Linked DNA regions of Mus musculus: all the other regions are linked to region 1. A link is a loop called in an ENCODE intact Hi-C map of the cell type or tissue named here. Cell type or tissue: heart. All regions are shown on one strand. Links, peaks and the distances in the headings refer to the core of each region. The heading gives the core; the rest is flanking DNA.

What was found. Hi-C counts contacts between places; a loop is a spot of excess contacts. Peaks named below come from ENCODE experiments on the same cell type or tissue, not always from the same donor. Only the 100,000 strongest peaks of a DNase experiment are listed, where the experiment ranks them.
Region 2: it touches region 1 in a loop (4-fold over the local background); 2 of 42 quality-filtered maps call a loop at or near these places.
Region 3: it touches region 1 in a loop (3-fold over the local background); 4 of 42 quality-filtered maps call a loop at or near these places.

What each region holds. Positions count from the first base shown.
Region 1 is chr14:29,440,015-29,445,425 of GRCm38, forward strand. The region is part of intron 4 of Cacna2d3 (calcium channel, voltage-dependent, alpha2/delta subunit 3); the gene reads right to left. Among named protein-coding and RNA genes, the nearest start is that of Cacna2d3, 280 kb to the right of the region's middle. In heart, for the core only: a CTCF peak has its summit at 3,290 (motif pointing left); no DNase peak of the experiment used is centred there; H3K27me3 peaks cover 340 bases.
Region 2 is chr14:28,086,584-28,091,994 of GRCm38, forward strand. The region is part of intron 15 of Erc2 (ELKS/RAB6-interacting/CAST family member 2); the gene reads left to right. Among named protein-coding and RNA genes, the nearest start is that of Gm34996, 210 kb to the left of the region's middle. In heart, for the core only: a CTCF peak has its summit at 3,209 (motif pointing right); no DNase peak of the experiment used is centred there.
Region 3 is chr14:28,947,074-28,952,484 of GRCm38, forward strand. It overlaps Cacna2d3 (calcium channel, voltage-dependent, alpha2/delta subunit 3), which reads right to left. Exons shown (of 38, transcript NM_009785.1): 34 at 5,169-5,224. Among named protein-coding and RNA genes, the nearest start is that of Lrtm1, 68 kb to the right of the region's middle. In heart, for the core only: a CTCF peak has its summit at 2,909; no DNase peak of the experiment used is centred there.

The DNA of each region.
Region 1 (5,411 bases), core at 1,912-4,411:
ACTTGGGTGCTCACATTTGAACTCAGGGCCTCGAGCATGTGCAACCAGCAAGCTTAGCCTCCAAGCCAGACCCCAGCTCATAGCTTTCTTCTTTAAAACCAGTTTACAATTATTTTGTCATCTAGCACTGCATCTGAGACATGTGTCTCACTTTTGTGCTGGCCATAGTCTGATGGCACCGCTGAGATGATCAAGCCGGACGAGAGCGCTAAAGTAACACAGGCTTTGCTTGCTGCAGATTCAAAGGAGCTTCCTTATGTTTTCTGGTGACAAAAACAACGCCATTCCACCACAAAAAACTAGAAGGCAGAGGGAGGAACAAAATACCCATCAATTCTAAGTCTACCATGCAGATAATTCAGTCTTTACAGGAAAAGACACGATCATACTCATTTATGAAAAGGGGGATATTTACCATTGTTATTGTGTTCTCCTGTGGGAATGTTGCATAGGCCCCTTCCACAGTAGCATACACAGATCTTTAGAAATGGTTTACAGCTAGTAAATGATAAACATGTTTCATCTAAGGAGCCTTCTAGGGAGATACTATATTTAAACAACCAACCTTATCATTGTGTCCTGTAAGTTCTGACTCTGCTAATAAGATACATTTGTGGGTTTTGATATGGCTAATACACATTAAGCTGTGTTTTCAGAGCTCTAAATTTTAAAGAAATATGTTAGTTGTCAGATTAATGAATTAGTCAATATAGGCAAGTTTCCATATTGATAAGCAAATGAAGACTGGGCAACTTCTACTACCAGGGTCTCCATGAAGGCTGCAAGCACAGGCTAGCCAGCATCAGCGCAGGTCTACAGCAAATACAAGGGAAGCTGGTTTGGAGCCTAACTAGAGGGTAGGCCTGCGCATAACCAAGGGACCTGGAATACTCAGTTCACCTCCAGAAGCCAAATCCTGTCTAGAACTAAGCCAGCTTCTGGCTGTGTTGTGCTGGGAGGTTTAATCAAAGACAATTACTTTTAAATGTCAAACGTCAGCTCTGACAACAAAGAATCGTTAATCACTAATGCTGAAAAATCCACTGGGATGCTTTGGTTTTAACTCTACTTCTATTACCTGGATTCACTTACTGTAATGTGTGTGGGGTGTGTGTGTGTGGGGTGTGTGTGTGTGTGTGTGTGTGCAAGCATATTAAGGAAGTGCACTAGCCAGTCCTCTCCTCCCACCATGTGGGACCTAACTCCGGCTTTGCAGCAAGTGCCGGAGCCACTAGACCTTCTTTTGTCAACCCCATAGCTGCAGAGAACTTGGAATGACCACTCCTGACCGAGGCCAATACTTACAACCCTTCCATTCAAAGGGAGATAAAGTATTGGTAATTTTCCTGAACATTTCAGTGTGCAGTCCCACACACTGAGAGAGAGACAGACACACACAGAGAGACAGAGAAACAGAGATAGAGACAGAGACAGAGAAACAGAGATAGAGACAGACAGAGACAGAGACAGAGACAGAGACAGAGACAGAGACAGAGACAGAGACAGAGACAGACAGAGGAGAAGCCCGTTGTATCAGGGTAAATCTACAGAGAAGAATCAGTGTCAACAGAGATACCCAGTGAATGGTCACAAACTTGCATATTTAAGTTCACGGCAAAATTTGCTTGGGGCTTGAAAATCTTTTCATATTTCCTGACAAATGACACAGGAAGTTGTTGTACAGCTGTAAGACATTTTGTATTAAATACGGTTAATTCATACTGTAGAGAAAGGAGGAGGAGCTTTGTATTTTCCTACTTCCATGTGACCCCACCCCCCCCTCAAGTCTCAACCCTCAGAACTGTCAAGTAGACACTTAGGGGACATCCATTGCCTGATTTTCTAAACAGAATGACAGGACATTCATAATCAGGAGTCTTGGGCCTTATCTTTCCAACAACTGCAGAATCTAACCTTCCCCTGCTTACACTATCTTTATTTCATGGCTGCTGCCTTTTCTGCAATATAATGGAATCCACCAATGACTACTTGACAATTATCTCAAAGGAGTGCTACAGAAATATCCAGGTGCACTGTGTAAGATAACTATTTCCCATCTAAGGGGGTTCATACTGCAAGGTGCCAAGATAATGGGGACTGGGACTCTGCAAACTGCCATTTGATACCCAGTTGGTGACAGGACACTGATATGGTTAGAAGCCCCAGGACACCCCAAGTCTCCTTTCTGTTAAATAAATCTCAGAGCAGCAGAGAAGCCTGGAACATCTCTCACAGATGCACTCCCTTGTTGGAATCTCCCCCATAAAGGCAAGCTCTAGAGCATATACCAGGTCTAGCACAGAGACCCTGCCTCCAGAAGGTCCCTGCTCTCCCAGCCAATCAGGTGATGTGATTTCTGAGAACCAAGAGTCATAAGAAAAATAAAGGAAACCGCTTGCCGCTGTAATATTTACAAGAGAACTTTCCATGGGTCTCAAGCTTGGCTGGAAATTAGTTTTAGGACTTTTTTTTTTTTAACTTGATTAAAGCTAACCTTACTCCCTTTTAACATTCCTTTTAAAATCTGAGGGACCCATCCCATATTAGCCATGCTCTAGGGGAAAAAATGTAGCTCATTAGGGGTGGAAATCTGTAACAGCTGCCAGTCTTTGTGCTTTTGTTGTCCTTGTCTGGCCCAGAATTTATTCTGTATATGAAAGAAGACCTGCCCCACAAACCCACATGGAACCGCCCCTCCTACCAGGAGAGCTTTCCGCTAGTCTGCTTCTAAGTGAGGATGGCTGGGACCTTAACAGGCATCTGATCCCCACTGTTGGGGGCAAATCCTCAAAACTCAAATGCTAAGGATAGATATTTCCTTTCCCAAAGTAAACGGGGCATAAATCTGCGAGAGGAAAATCAACTGTACCAGATGAAGGAAATCTAAAGGAACTGCAGAAGTTTTGTGAAGACATGCTGACCAAATGCGTCAAGGAAACAAAGCCCAAGGAGGTTCACCCTGAAAAAAAAAATCAAGGAATGGAGCAACAAAGAGATGGATGGTTTAAATAAGACGGACTTTTTTTATCTTCCTCCTTCTAATTATTTATGTTTACAAATTCACAGAGGTAGAAAGATCTTGGAAGGGAGAAATAATGTCCATTTGAATAACACAAGAGAATGTCAAACGTGAGGAGGTAAAGGGAAGAAGTATGTGGAAGTAGCCTAACCTTTTTAAGCACATAAAAAGAAAAAGGAAAAAGAAAAAGGGGGTGGAAAAAAAAAAAAAAAAAAAAAAAAAAAGTCTCGACTGCATTGGTGTGAATCATCAGCGCCATCTAGTGGATCTCGGGAGTATGGTGCCAGGCCGCAGCTTAAATTCAAATTAGATCTCAGACCTCAGTGTCTCACCCTATCTTAACATTTTATTGCTTGCAGAAGAAAACTAGGTGACCTCCATTTAGTTTAATTTAATAAGTCTGCTCGAGTTTAGTCTGAAGATACGGATATGAAAGAATCCGTTAAGTTGCTTAGTCAACCTGGCAAAGATCACCCTCACCAGGGACCTGGGAATGCAGAAGTGTTGTCTGCGCTGAGACCTGGGTTGTATAAAGCTGCATTGTTGCTTGGATTGATTTAATTCCAGTGTAAGAAGAAAGGGCTGCACGGTAAACAAACACTGAGGTAGTAATTACGTGACCATGGCCAATGCCACTCCAGTCCTGTCAGGCTCATTATACCTCCGACATTTTTCAAAACGACTTGACATTTTTTCTGCATGACATGTTTTGGGCTGGATACAGTAAAAACAGCTGGTTGCCTCCTGCTGCCTGGACCATCCAGCACTGGGGAAGTGAAGAACTCTTAGCCTGGCTACAGGGGCTCTGTGGACCTGCAGGAGATGCTGTGGGGGTCACAGTGCCATACAGGAGGCCAGAGCACACGGGAGGGTGGGAGGGTGGTCAGGGATTTTGTATTCTTCCACTGTTGAGAACTGAAGGCACATATCCACTACACCCGCTCTTTGTGCCTCTGAGACTTATGGAATAACTGATTCCCCCACCCACCCCCACCCCCACCCCCATCCCAGGCCCAGGTAAGTAACCTGGAGTCTTGTCTAGAGGCTGAACTTCCTGGTGGCAAGGGGACACATCCCAAATTCCTGACTCTACATACAAACAGGGTTGCCAGACTCAGCAAATAAAGGTGTAGGATGCATAATAAATATAACTTTTTTAAGACCGATGAAGCGAGTGGTTCAGTAGAGAAGGTGCTCACCACTAAGCCTGAGCTGAGTTGAATCTCAAAGACTCATATGGTGGAAGGAAGAATCAACTCTTTTTTTTTATTATGTATTTTCTTCATTTACATTTCCAATGCTATCCCAAAAGTCCCCCATACCCTCCCCCCACCTCCCCTACCCACCCACTCCCACTTCTTGGCCCTGGCGTTCCCCAACAATCAATTCTTAAAATTGTCCTGAGACCTCCACATGTCAGGGCATAATATGTCCCCATAGACATATACAATATATGCAAAATATGTGAATATTAAAAACTTACTTATAATTTGTATTTCAAATGCAATGATTTTGCTCTCTGTTTTATCTGATAACTGTCCCCTCTGACTAGGAAAACTGGCAGTGACTAAAAGCCAAAAGAAATAGTTTCCCTTTTACTTTTTAAAAGACTAATCCAACTTAATTTGCTGCTGTTGTTTATTAGAATCTCCTTATATTTGTGACAGCTTTGATTCAGTGTATAGATGAGAACCACATAGGAACCTGTCAGATCTCCTAGAACTGGAGTTCTAAATGGTCGTGAGTGTGTCGGTGCTGGGAATCAAATCCAGATCCCGTGCAAGAGCCAAACGTACTCCCAGCTGCTAAGCCATCTCTCCTCCAGCTTCTTTTACTTTTATTTATTTTTATTTTTATTTTTATTTTTATTTTTAATAGCATCCTGAGGTAATCTTGAGACCCCATTGCTCCTCTTTACCAAATGGATGGCTGGTTTCTGTATGGGAGACTCAAATGTTTGCTAATTTAAAAACTGCCTTCTCGTTTCTGAACAAGCTTGTTAGGCAGCAAGTATGGACTGGCAACCACTGTAGCACTATGCAGGCCAGCTGACCAAGCAGGAAGTACTCCACCTCCATCCTTGCCCAGCGCAGCGGGCACACCAAGTGGATACTCCACACTCTGAAGCCATGTAGAGATGGTGACACAGAATGAAAAGAAACTAAAGGGAAGCTGAGGTGAGAAGAGGCAGGGAGAGGGACGAAGAGGCAAAAGAATAGCAAAAGCTGGGAAGCAAGACACCACGCAAAAGCCAACAAGAACAAGCGAATCCATCACAGGAAGGAGCAGAGCGGCCTGTCCCACCGTCTCCAGTGGCTTTTCGGATTGAACAGAGTGGAAAGAAATCAAAGGATAAAATTTGCAAACAGACATCACCGCCAACTGCGGTTAC
Region 2 (5,411 bases), core at 1,949-4,448, 1.4 Mb before region 1:
AAGCCTAGTATTTATGTTGGGCCTTGGGGCTTTAGGCTTCTGTGTGTCTCGTCAGAACCCATATGGAGACTTTTCAACAAGGCATCTTTCTTGAGATTCACACTAAATTGTCCTTACCAGAAATAGGATGCTTCCCCCACCTTACCTCTCATTTCTTGCTGAGCAAACATGCCAATTTGAATCCCCAGTGGACATCTTTGTAGGTTTTGGCTACGTTTTTCCCTGTGCAACATATCGAGTTAATGAACGAACATTCTAAGAAACACACACGCCAATATTTTATGCTCCTTTTCTGTTGTATGTCTGCAGAGTTCTCTTCAATTTATTGCCTGAAAACTAAAGTCTGTTCTTGTGTGCTTCCGTTTCCAAATTATAGGTTCCCAGGGAACTGTAAAGTTTCTTCTCTACCAGTGATTAAACCCCACAGTGATTCGTTTAAAAAGCAAGCGAATATTCCCATTTGCTTCTGATCTTCTAGTACAATTCTAAAAACTAAACCCAACAAACACCACAAATAGATTACAAAGCAGCTAGAAATAATTTCATCTTTCAATGTATGTAAACTTGTATATCCATATTTCCCCCCTCAAGGGAGTTCATTTAACTTTGTTCTTCCTATCAGAGTTGGAATCTACTAGCAGAGGAAGTATAACAAATATAGACCCGTGAATGCATAGCTTTCATTGAACATACAGTTCATTATGGCATTCCCAAGCTTGCTAAGTTGTCTCTTCAGAGTGGTATACAGATAGTAGAGAATGATTTTAAGATCTACGTCTTTATGTTCACCTCTCCAAGTCACTGACTGAAATTTATTTCTCCAAGCTTAAGGTTGTTACTCTACCCATGATCTGTGTTCCCACATTATGGCATACTTACCCAAGCACAGCCATTAGAAAAAACCTGAACAGCCGGTGTTCAGAGATTCATCATTGTCAAGTTGCATTTACTGAGTTCCTAGTTTTCCATGGCTGTTTGGTAGGCACGGTGCGAGGTGATTTAGGGAGGTTTCATTTCAGCCATCTTTTTCAGCATATGGAAAGTTGACAAAGGTCACCCCAACTCATCTTGAAAAGAGAATCCACATCTGTTCCATTTGTTTCATCAAATTTTAACATCATCGTGCTTTAAACCTGTTGGAGGGGTTCAGCCTGGTTTGCACTTTTCTGTCTCAATGTATAGAGGTGCGTAGAGCTCTGGGTATCCCCTTGGTTTGTAGATAAATCTTACATTGTTGCACTGTGACCTGGACTGTTAGTGATTTCAAATGATGGGAAGTGTTCAAGTACTTATGTGTCTGTAGAAGACATGGGCAGCTAGCTTGGTGATGGTGGGGCATGGGAGGACTGAGGGTTACCACAGAAATCTCTCCCCCACCCCATCTCTCTGTCTCTGTCTCTGTCTCTCTCTCTCTGGGATTTATTTTGACACTTGTTTTCTTTTACACTCTAATCCCTATGAATTCCAAATGACTTCTGTTATATCCGATCCTTGTATACAGTCTTGAAAAATACCATTTAACAGTCACCTTCTGGCACCTTGAATGAAAACCATGGCTCTTACTAAACTAGGCTGTTAGATGTCAAATGACTTGCTCAGGGTCCTTGGACTACCAGTTCTGGGCCAAGTGAGTCCCTCCCACCCCCATAGTATGAGTGAACTTTCCTTTCTTTCCTCCCAATAAAGTATGACTGTTTTTCCAAATGTGGAGTAACTTGTGTATTTCTTCTGAGAAAAGTCCTTGGCTTTTTCCTGTGGATTTGTGACCTAATCCTCCACTTCATTCAACCCCTCTGTACAAACACTGTATATATCCATAGAAAAGGGAGGTTTACTCTTAATCAAGTATCGCCTAATCTACCTACTAAATTACCCCCCTGGAGACACGGGGCCTCACTCCTTCTCACAGGGATTTTTTCGTTTTCATTCTCTGAGTGGCTCTTTGGCAGTCCTTGGTAAAGAGAGCATTTGTTTGCCAAGACCTGAGGCTCACACAGAATTTAATCCAATGTATTTGTTCAATGAAATCATCATTATCACGAGGGTAGAGTCTGCTGGAATGGCCAGGCTTGGAGTGGGGTAAGCAGACATTTGCTCTAATGATGCAATAATCTCTCGTTCGTCCCAGAGGCAGCTACTAAGGAGGATGGGGTTCCCTTTCAGATGTTATCACATCTGTGTAGTTTTTGGTGCCTGAACTGTAGTGTCTAAGAGAAAGCCAGCCACCCTCCTGGACCTCCAGGGAGTGCTGAAAAGCATACAGCAAGGCCTTACAGGGTGTGCTCCTCTCTGGAATCAGGAGGGCACCTAGCTCTATAGAGACTGCCTTGCTTTTGATTACTTCAAACTTTGACCTGGCAGGTTTACTCTAAAACCCAACTCCTAGATTTGGGGCTATAATCGGAAGGCATCTTTTAATTTCTTTTTCTTTTTCTTGTGTGTTAACATCAATGCTGGTATTCCATGTTGTTAGTAACAGAGTAGTAAACCACTTTTCTAATAGTGTTTTATGCATGTTCTCTGCTCTGTGTTGCCCATTAGCCTTGAGGTTAGGGGGCAAGTGTGACTGTCTTCACTCTGTAAGTGAGGTGCTCTGGCTTCTCTGATAATTGTAGGTCCCACTGAGGACAAAGCTTTAGGTTTTTTGTTTGTTTGTTTGTTTGTTTTTGTTTTTGTTGTTTTTGTTGTTTTTTTGTTTTTTTGTTTTTTTTGTTTTTTGTTTTTTGTTTTTTGTTTTTTGTTTTTTGTTTTTTGTTTTTTGTTTTTTGTTTTTCATGGTCAGGCCCAGACTCTGAGAACATGCTGCTGACAATGTCACCTTAAGAAAAATACCTGGATTGTAAATTGTACTTGAAAAGCCACTGAGCTATGAGGCAGTAATGACATGTGCTTGCAAGCCAGACAAGGTGGCATACTCCTGCATGTAGGAGTCAGAGGCAGGCAGATCTCTGAGTTCAAGGTCAGTCTGATCTATGTAGCCACCCAGGATTACATAGTGAGACACTGTTTCAAAACAGATCAATTGACAACACACCAAGTGAAGGTGTGTGTTGAGATCATCTTCATGGATGTGGATTTCCCATGGACCCAAGTGTTTCTACTATAGGATAAATGGAGGCATTGCTGAAGAACCCACACTTCAAAGGCAAGGATTAATTGTATTGTCTCCAAGACAGAATTTATGTAACTCACATGCATACTGTTCATGCTGCCTCTAGGGGGCAGTCGAATTCAGCATGCTTAAAAAACAGCAGTCCACTTAAACCTGCTCTCCCTGGCCCCGGGTGATGATGGCAGCTTTGTCCTAAGATGTTTCTTGCTACCAGAAGTTGGAGGCGGGTGGGGTGGGGGTGGGGTGGGATCTGCAAATCACAGTATGTGTCACCCTGTTGCCACACCCACTTCCTAACAGATGCTGTTATGTCAGCATGTCATGACCCAAGGCAGAGACCTAGACATGGTTAATTTCTAAAAATGTTACCTTTGACTTATGGCTTGTCCAAGGCACTGCTAAACTATGCATTCGAACACTCCAGGTTGAGGAAATGACAGTCAGTGCCATAGGCAATGATTTATCTGGAAACCTCGCAAAAGGAAAATATAGCTATAAAACCTGTTCCCATTCATTTAATAGTCTCTCCTGTAATTCACATTTGCGGATTGGGTAACTTGAATTTACGACACCTTTAACATTTTCTCTGCTGTTACACTTTACCTCCACATCTTTCTTATTTATGTTGCCTGGGGAAAAAACCTGCAAGGTTAAGCAAGCATACGTTTTCCTTGGTAGGAAAGACCTTAGACTTCTTTCTTCCTTTTTAAATGTAAGCTTGTTTTGTTGGCAAGAGAAGTAGGGTCCAGCAAAAATATGGAACCTGCCCAAGAGCCTAGAGGGAGTTATTTGGAGAGAGGAGACCTTATCCTAGGTGCTTTGGAATCCCTAAGAGCTGTTTGTGGCTCTCATTGGCTCTGCAGGTGAGTCTATGCTAGGTAGGCTATAACTGGTCAAAACTATCAAACCCTCTATCCCTCAGCATTGGATTTTACATTGGTGGCCTAGGATGATAAGAAAGAAAAAAACAAACTTTATCATTTTTTAACTTCTATTTATTTATTCCTTTTTATTTTTTTAGTTTCTGTCTTTTAGTTTGGGGAAAAGGTCTTGCTATGTAGGTATCCAAGAGTGGCCTGAACTCCCAGTTCTCCTGCTTCGGCCTCCTGAATGCTAGAATTGCACACACATGCCACCATGCCCAGAAACCTTTTTCCGTACTTTAAAAACAGGATCTGCTGCTGATCTGTATGCCTCTTCTTTGTCTTTAAAGATAGAGTTAACTCAAGAAGTGGTAAGTTGGTGCTCGAGAAAACTGTTGTCAATTTAGCCTACAAAGTTTAGGACTCTCTAAATGACAATGAAAACTGGTTTCGGTTATTTTAATCTCTGCCGGTTTCCTTCATCCATAAAAGACATCACCTGTAAGGAAATGCACAATGTTTCTTTTCATAGAAAATGAGTATGGACTGTTTGGCAAAATCAACCAAAAAGATGGCAAATGCTACTGTTTGCTGAGCAGTGGGGTAGGCCAAGGGCAACGTTGCTCTTGGAGTTCTCTGGGAAAGACTAACTCTGAGAAGAACTTGTGCGAACTTTGCTGGAGTGTGCTAGAGAGCTCAGGGAGAATTTAGGCTGCAGTGTGGTCCCAGCAGAGACCCCTGCCACTTCCTGGAGCTGGAGTAGTTATTAGAAGGGAGTTGATCCTATTTGAGTTTGGAGGCTGCCTGCCCTTTGTGTCCTATTGATGGGTCCTTGGGTCTTGGTGGCTGTGATCCTTGGTCAAGCAGCTTTCGGGAAGGTACACTCAGGGCAGTTAGGGAGTGAGTTCTGTAGTCCTGAGTGGGTATCTGTTCTGTTCTCCACCAGATACCTAGCAACCAGATACCTAGCAACCAGATACCTAGCAACCAGCCAACAGCACCAGATATCTAGCAACCAGCCAACAGACATGGTGTACTCTTGTTTGACAAGCATGGCTGACACCCATGGCTGCTCTCTAGACTTGCCAACCCAGCTTCATTATTCTTAGTACAAAGAGGCATTCAGTGACCAGCCCAGTTGATCACAAACACACTGACTTGTTTGATAGTATCAACAACTTTGTGAGGTTTTTAATTGTCTTTGAAGCCATTTACAGATGAGCCGATTGAGTCTTGGTGACCACTGTAGTGAATGGAATCAGTGTTGTTCCAATTCCTTGAGACTTGGGCCATCCTAGAAGGGAGAAATGAGAGCTCAACCAGGCAGTGGGGCTGCATTCTGGAGTAACCATCACCTCAAATGATCTGGGTAGGCTTGAACAACCGAGTTTTGTCATTTCCAGCTTCAGTTTTCTAATCTATAGAAAGAGAGGCTT
Region 3 (5,411 bases), core at 1,949-4,448, 490 kb before region 1:
TATTTAAATTATCTGAATCTCAAAAGGCTCTTTTTTAAATGAAATAAAGATTAAATACACAACAGTGTAGACTATAAGCCGATGAGGCACACACATGTAAGCATCATGTAAAACCTGCTAACAAACAACTCAGTTTGTTAAAGAACTGCTGTGTGCCAGGCACTGTTCTGCTTGGTACACGTGAATTTATTTAACAACAACAACAAGAAAAATGACAAGATTAAGAAATGAACTAGGAGGTAGAAACTTTTTTCTTTTAAAAAATCTCTGTTTCCTAGAGTAGGTGGAAGGGAGGAGACTGAATTAAATTGTCCAAAGTCACCCAGGGAGTAGGTAGTAGAGACAACTTTTGGCTTGGGCTTTTTTTTTTTTTTTTTTTTTTTTTTTTTGCTCCAGCATAAAAATGCTTCATGGCTTTGTGAAGTCAGGCCAATGGCACAAAGTGAGAGGTCTTTGAGGCAGGTTGGGGGAGGCAGCACACACACATGATTCAAATAAGCCCGATAATTTCACCATCTCTAACTCTAATTGTCCAGACCCTATTATAATGGAATGGGTCCAAAATGTCCATGGCAAAGCTCATTTGGCTCTGATCCTCTCTGGAGATGAAATCCTTTTCCTTGGACAATTGTAGGGTACTCGTGCTGATAGAGTGATAACTGTTGACTCTATTTACAGCATGACTGTAGACAGGCTGGAAGTTGCAATTTTACGAATTATCCCACAAAGCCATAGCCACATTTACTCTAACTAACCTGGACCTTTCTGTCTGGAGCACATGGAAAACACCGTCCATATCTGCCAGCCAGTACTGTTTATCTTTGGAATTTCAAACCAATAACCAAAGCTGCCAGCAATCTACTTACTGAGTTCTGTTTTAAGTCTGGGTACTTAAACCTGATCTAACAAAGGTAAGGGTATTCAAAGATGCTGATGCTGGCCTAGGTCACTTCTTCTCCCAGAAGAGACAGATGTGGCTCAGAATCTGGACATAGTCTGCCTTAAGTTCTACAAAGAATGGTTTGTCATAATCTTATGTATTTAAATATGGATTGACTGCTATGCTGGGGATGGAATCCAAGACATGCTCTATACTAGGCATGTGCTCTACACTATGTGGTACCCTTCTACCATCTCAGTTTACTTAACTAAGCCCTTTCAGCAGCATGTCGGGATGTGCTTTCACGTAGAGCCACAGTGCATCTGTGAACAGAACCTTCATTACCACACAATAAGCAAAGCTCTGCTACTGCATAATTTGGCAGACAAAGACACAAAAATCTGTGAAAGTAAGATGCCTGCTCAAAGGCATGCAGCTGTGAGTGTGCACCTGGACAGTCTCACCCCGGAGCCACACTTGCAGATACTCTGATCTGTCTCCCATTCCAGTTACAGGGGTGTCTGAAGCTGAAGTCACCATGACCCACCACTCGCTCCCCAGAGAGCATTCAAGGGGACATGAACACAATCAGATTGCTTGAATTTCCCCTTAGCAACAAATGTCCCTGATGAGAATAACCGGCTTGGGTTCACAGTAATTAAGGGCAGGCAATCGGGAATGGATAGATTTGCCATTTGAATAGCTTCCCTCTCCTTTTGTCCTGTGGATACATCCCCATCCATAACAGGGTGCCAGCAAGCTCCATTCTCTTTGTGAAATTTCACCCAAATGAGACCTTTGTGGTAATCAAGTAGAAGCGGGCTTCCACAGTCCCCCTCATCAAGGAAATGAGGCAGATAAACAGTATAATTATGGATTCCATTTTTAGCTAAAACAAAGACGTATGTCTCAGCTCAGAGTCTTTATCTAGTGAGAGAATGGTAAATTTAGAATGAATTGCAAGTCAAGATGGTTCTAAGACCGTTCCTCCCCTGCACGAAATTCAAGATTTACACAGACTTTTAACAAAATGTTCTCACAACAGCATCCCCTGGATGAATTCACATACACACATCCATTTCAGCATCTTCATATACAATGTAGCAAAAATCATATTAATGCCCAGTAAAGTAGGTGGCAGTGGGCTGAGTAAGACAGTTCCCATGCAGGAATCCACATCATGCTCAAAGAAAGTCAGCTGAGGCGCTGGCTGGTGCTCTCTCTCTCTCTCTCTCTCTCTCTCTCTCTCTCCCTCTCTCCCTCCCTCCCTCCCTCCCTCCCTCTCTCTTTCTGCTTCTATCTTCTTACCTATCTACATGTCTTGTGTCTTCAGAGAGATCTGGTGATATGTAATACCAGTGGCTACCTTTCAGCTAAGGTGGAGGAAGGAGTTTGAAGGGGATCTACGAAAGTTTCCCAGCACTCTGGTATTATGCTCTATGCCAGCATACCCTTGGTAGCAACATAAAGGACCAGCTTTTCTTAGCTTTCCTTATAATCTGTGTGATGAAGGTGTCACAGTCTAGAGCAGTGATTCTTAACTTTCCGAATACTGAGACCCTTTAATACATGTTATGGTAGCCCCCAACTGTAATATTATTCTGTTAGTAGTTCATAACTGTAATTATGCTATTGCTATGAATCATATTGTAAGTTATTTGTTATACAGGAAATCTGATACGTGACCTCAAAAAGGGGTTGAGAGCTACAGGTTGAGAACTGGTGGTCTATCTAGAGTAAAGGGACATCTGGAAATTATCTTTGAGGTGGGGTGTAAGAAGACTCTCAAGGCAGAGCATTATAATTTTCATCCATGTTGGGGCAGCCTGTGAAGAAATAGGGGATGTAATGCTCAGAGTGGGAACCTTCTAGAGTGTCTACAGAATTCATGCCACTGTGCCCTGATCTGTGCCCTCCATCATGGCCAGGACTTCTCGATGCTGGCACTACTTGCTCAGCTATCCATTTGTTGTAGGTGCTGTCATGAGTGTTGTAGAATGTCTAGCAGCATGTTGGTCTCTACCCACTAGATGCCAGTAGCAAGCTATGACAATCAAAACTGTCCCCAGATATTGCAGTGACTGCTGGGAGACAGAGCTTCCCTTCAGTTAAACAGTACAGCTCCAGACAAAGCAAGGATCACAGTAATGGGCTCTTAAAATATAGAAAGGAAAGGAAAGGAAAGGAAAGGAAAGGAAAGGAAAGGAAAGGAAAGGGAAAGGGAAAGGGAAAGGGAAAGGGAAAGGGAAAGGGAAAGGGAAAGGGAAAGGGAAAGGGAAAGGGAAAGGGAAAGGGAAAGGGAAAGGGAAAGGGAAAGGGAAAGGGAAAGGGAAAGGGAAAGGGAAAGGAAAGAAATTGTTAAGTCTTTGGACTAGCATAGATGTTTGAGATGACAGGACAAGGTGAGAATGGGAGCTCTGGCAGTGGAATTGACATAAAGATGGCCTTTCTTGAGGACTGAAGATGCAGCTCAGTTGGTAGACTATTTGTCTGCCATTCAGGAAGATGTACTCCTCAGCATTGAATAAAAAAGCCAACAAACATCCCAGCACGGGAGAGGAGGATATAGATTCAGGAGGATCAAAAGTTTGGGATCATTCTCAGCTGTACAGAAAAACTACTGAGAGAAAACTGTCCTCAACTGTGAAGAGGAATGCCAAGATAAAAATTAACCACCAAAAGATGATGCATCTACTACCCTCAGCACAAAGCTTACTCTTAAGAAATAGTTAACCCCACCCCGCAAAGCATGAGCACACACTTTTACACTAGACTCATGCACATGTGTTCAGTGCCCTCTTCAAACCTGTACCATATCTAATGAACCTTTACTAGGCACCAGGGAAGTCAGAGGTTCCCAGACCTGCCTGCACAGGTAGGGTCCAACTTGCCAGCTAACAGCCACTGCAGAGGCAGCACAACCTCATTTAAACAGAGTGGGTCCTTGTTCCCAGTTACCGGCACCATAGAAAGATGGTGTAGAGAGGCTAATCAAGTTGTAACCTGGGCCCTCAAGCCATACTGATTTACTTTTGCTCCATCCCACCTTTTAAAAAATACAGTGTGAATAATATCAACAAAAGCAAATTCATACCAGAGGTAATATTTCTTTAGTGGATATAATAGTCTTTTTTGCTGTCGCTATGAGTTGTAGTTTGTTCTGTCTACTAATTTCCTATTCTTCATGTGGATTTCTGACTGTATCCCTATCACTAGTCTTTTGTCTTGGATTTTGTTTATCATTTTATATATTTTTATGGTAAAGAGTATGAATCTTGCTTTGTGGCTCAGGCTAATCTCCTCTTCCTAAACTCACAGCAATCTCCCGCCTCAGCTTTCTGAGTAGCTGAGGGGCCTACATGCATGAGTCCTTGCATCTGGCTATCTAAGCATACCAATATTTTATAAATTTAATTAAAAATTTTGCAGTACCGGTATAATAGACCTTTTGGTGGGTGAATTAGAATCTTAAACTGTTCACATTAAGAGATATTTAAGAAGTCATTATTTGGCATTGTGAGTGACTTGTCAACCTTCTTACCAATCTCTGTTACTCACTTACGTTGAATTTCTAGACTAGGATAATAAACATGCTCTACCAGTATCTGTTACAATTAATTAATTAATTAATTAATTAATTAATTATAGTAGCATCTTAGGTCCCATTTACTCTTGTAATCAGGCAATATGACTTATAACACACATATATACACACACAGAGAGACAGAGAAAGAGTCCGAGAGACTGAATACAGAAAGACAGAGACACTGTGCTAATTATAGAGAAAGTGAGCCTTGGTGAGATCGATTCATTTGCTAAAGTTAAGCCTAACTTTAGATATACTGCAGACTTGGGCCTTTGAGAGTATTCATTACCCAGCACTCAGATCATTAACTCATGTGTCTGCAGCTGTGCAGACAAAGCTAGAGTGCTGATCCACTCTTCCAGCCTGGCCAGGGGTGGTGGCTTGTCTGCATCTCTTGGCCTTTCATGTTGCCTGTCAGCTTTCTGAAGGTTTCAAACCCTGACAAAGGGTGGCTCCTCTGCCCCTGCTGAGGAAACAGGTCAAAGTGAACTTGGCCTGAAAGGATCTGTACCATTCTGTGTCCCAGTGCATGTGGCATAGGCTTCGCAGAGAGAGGCTCCCTCTCTGCTGACAGAGCTGAAGAACTGTCACATCGTCCTACATGGTTAATTTAACGCAAGCCAGTGGATCCCTGATGAAGAGCATCAGAGACCTGGGATTCATCACTCACACTAAGAAACAGAAACCCCAGTCACTACCTACCTTTAGCTGTCATGTCGGAGTGCCACCAACTGCACAGGTTAAACTCCACCAGGAACCTAAAGAAATGGTGGAAAAGCCCAGGGTTACGAGATCAGCTAAGCCTGGGTAGAGCAGTACTGTTTTATGTCATTGTGCTGCCCCTCCCTGTTTGAAATAAACAACATTACACTTTGTCGGACATCGCTGTGGCTAGTTGAGACTCCACTGAATTGCCACTAGGTTTCAGCTCACTTGGAAAGAAGC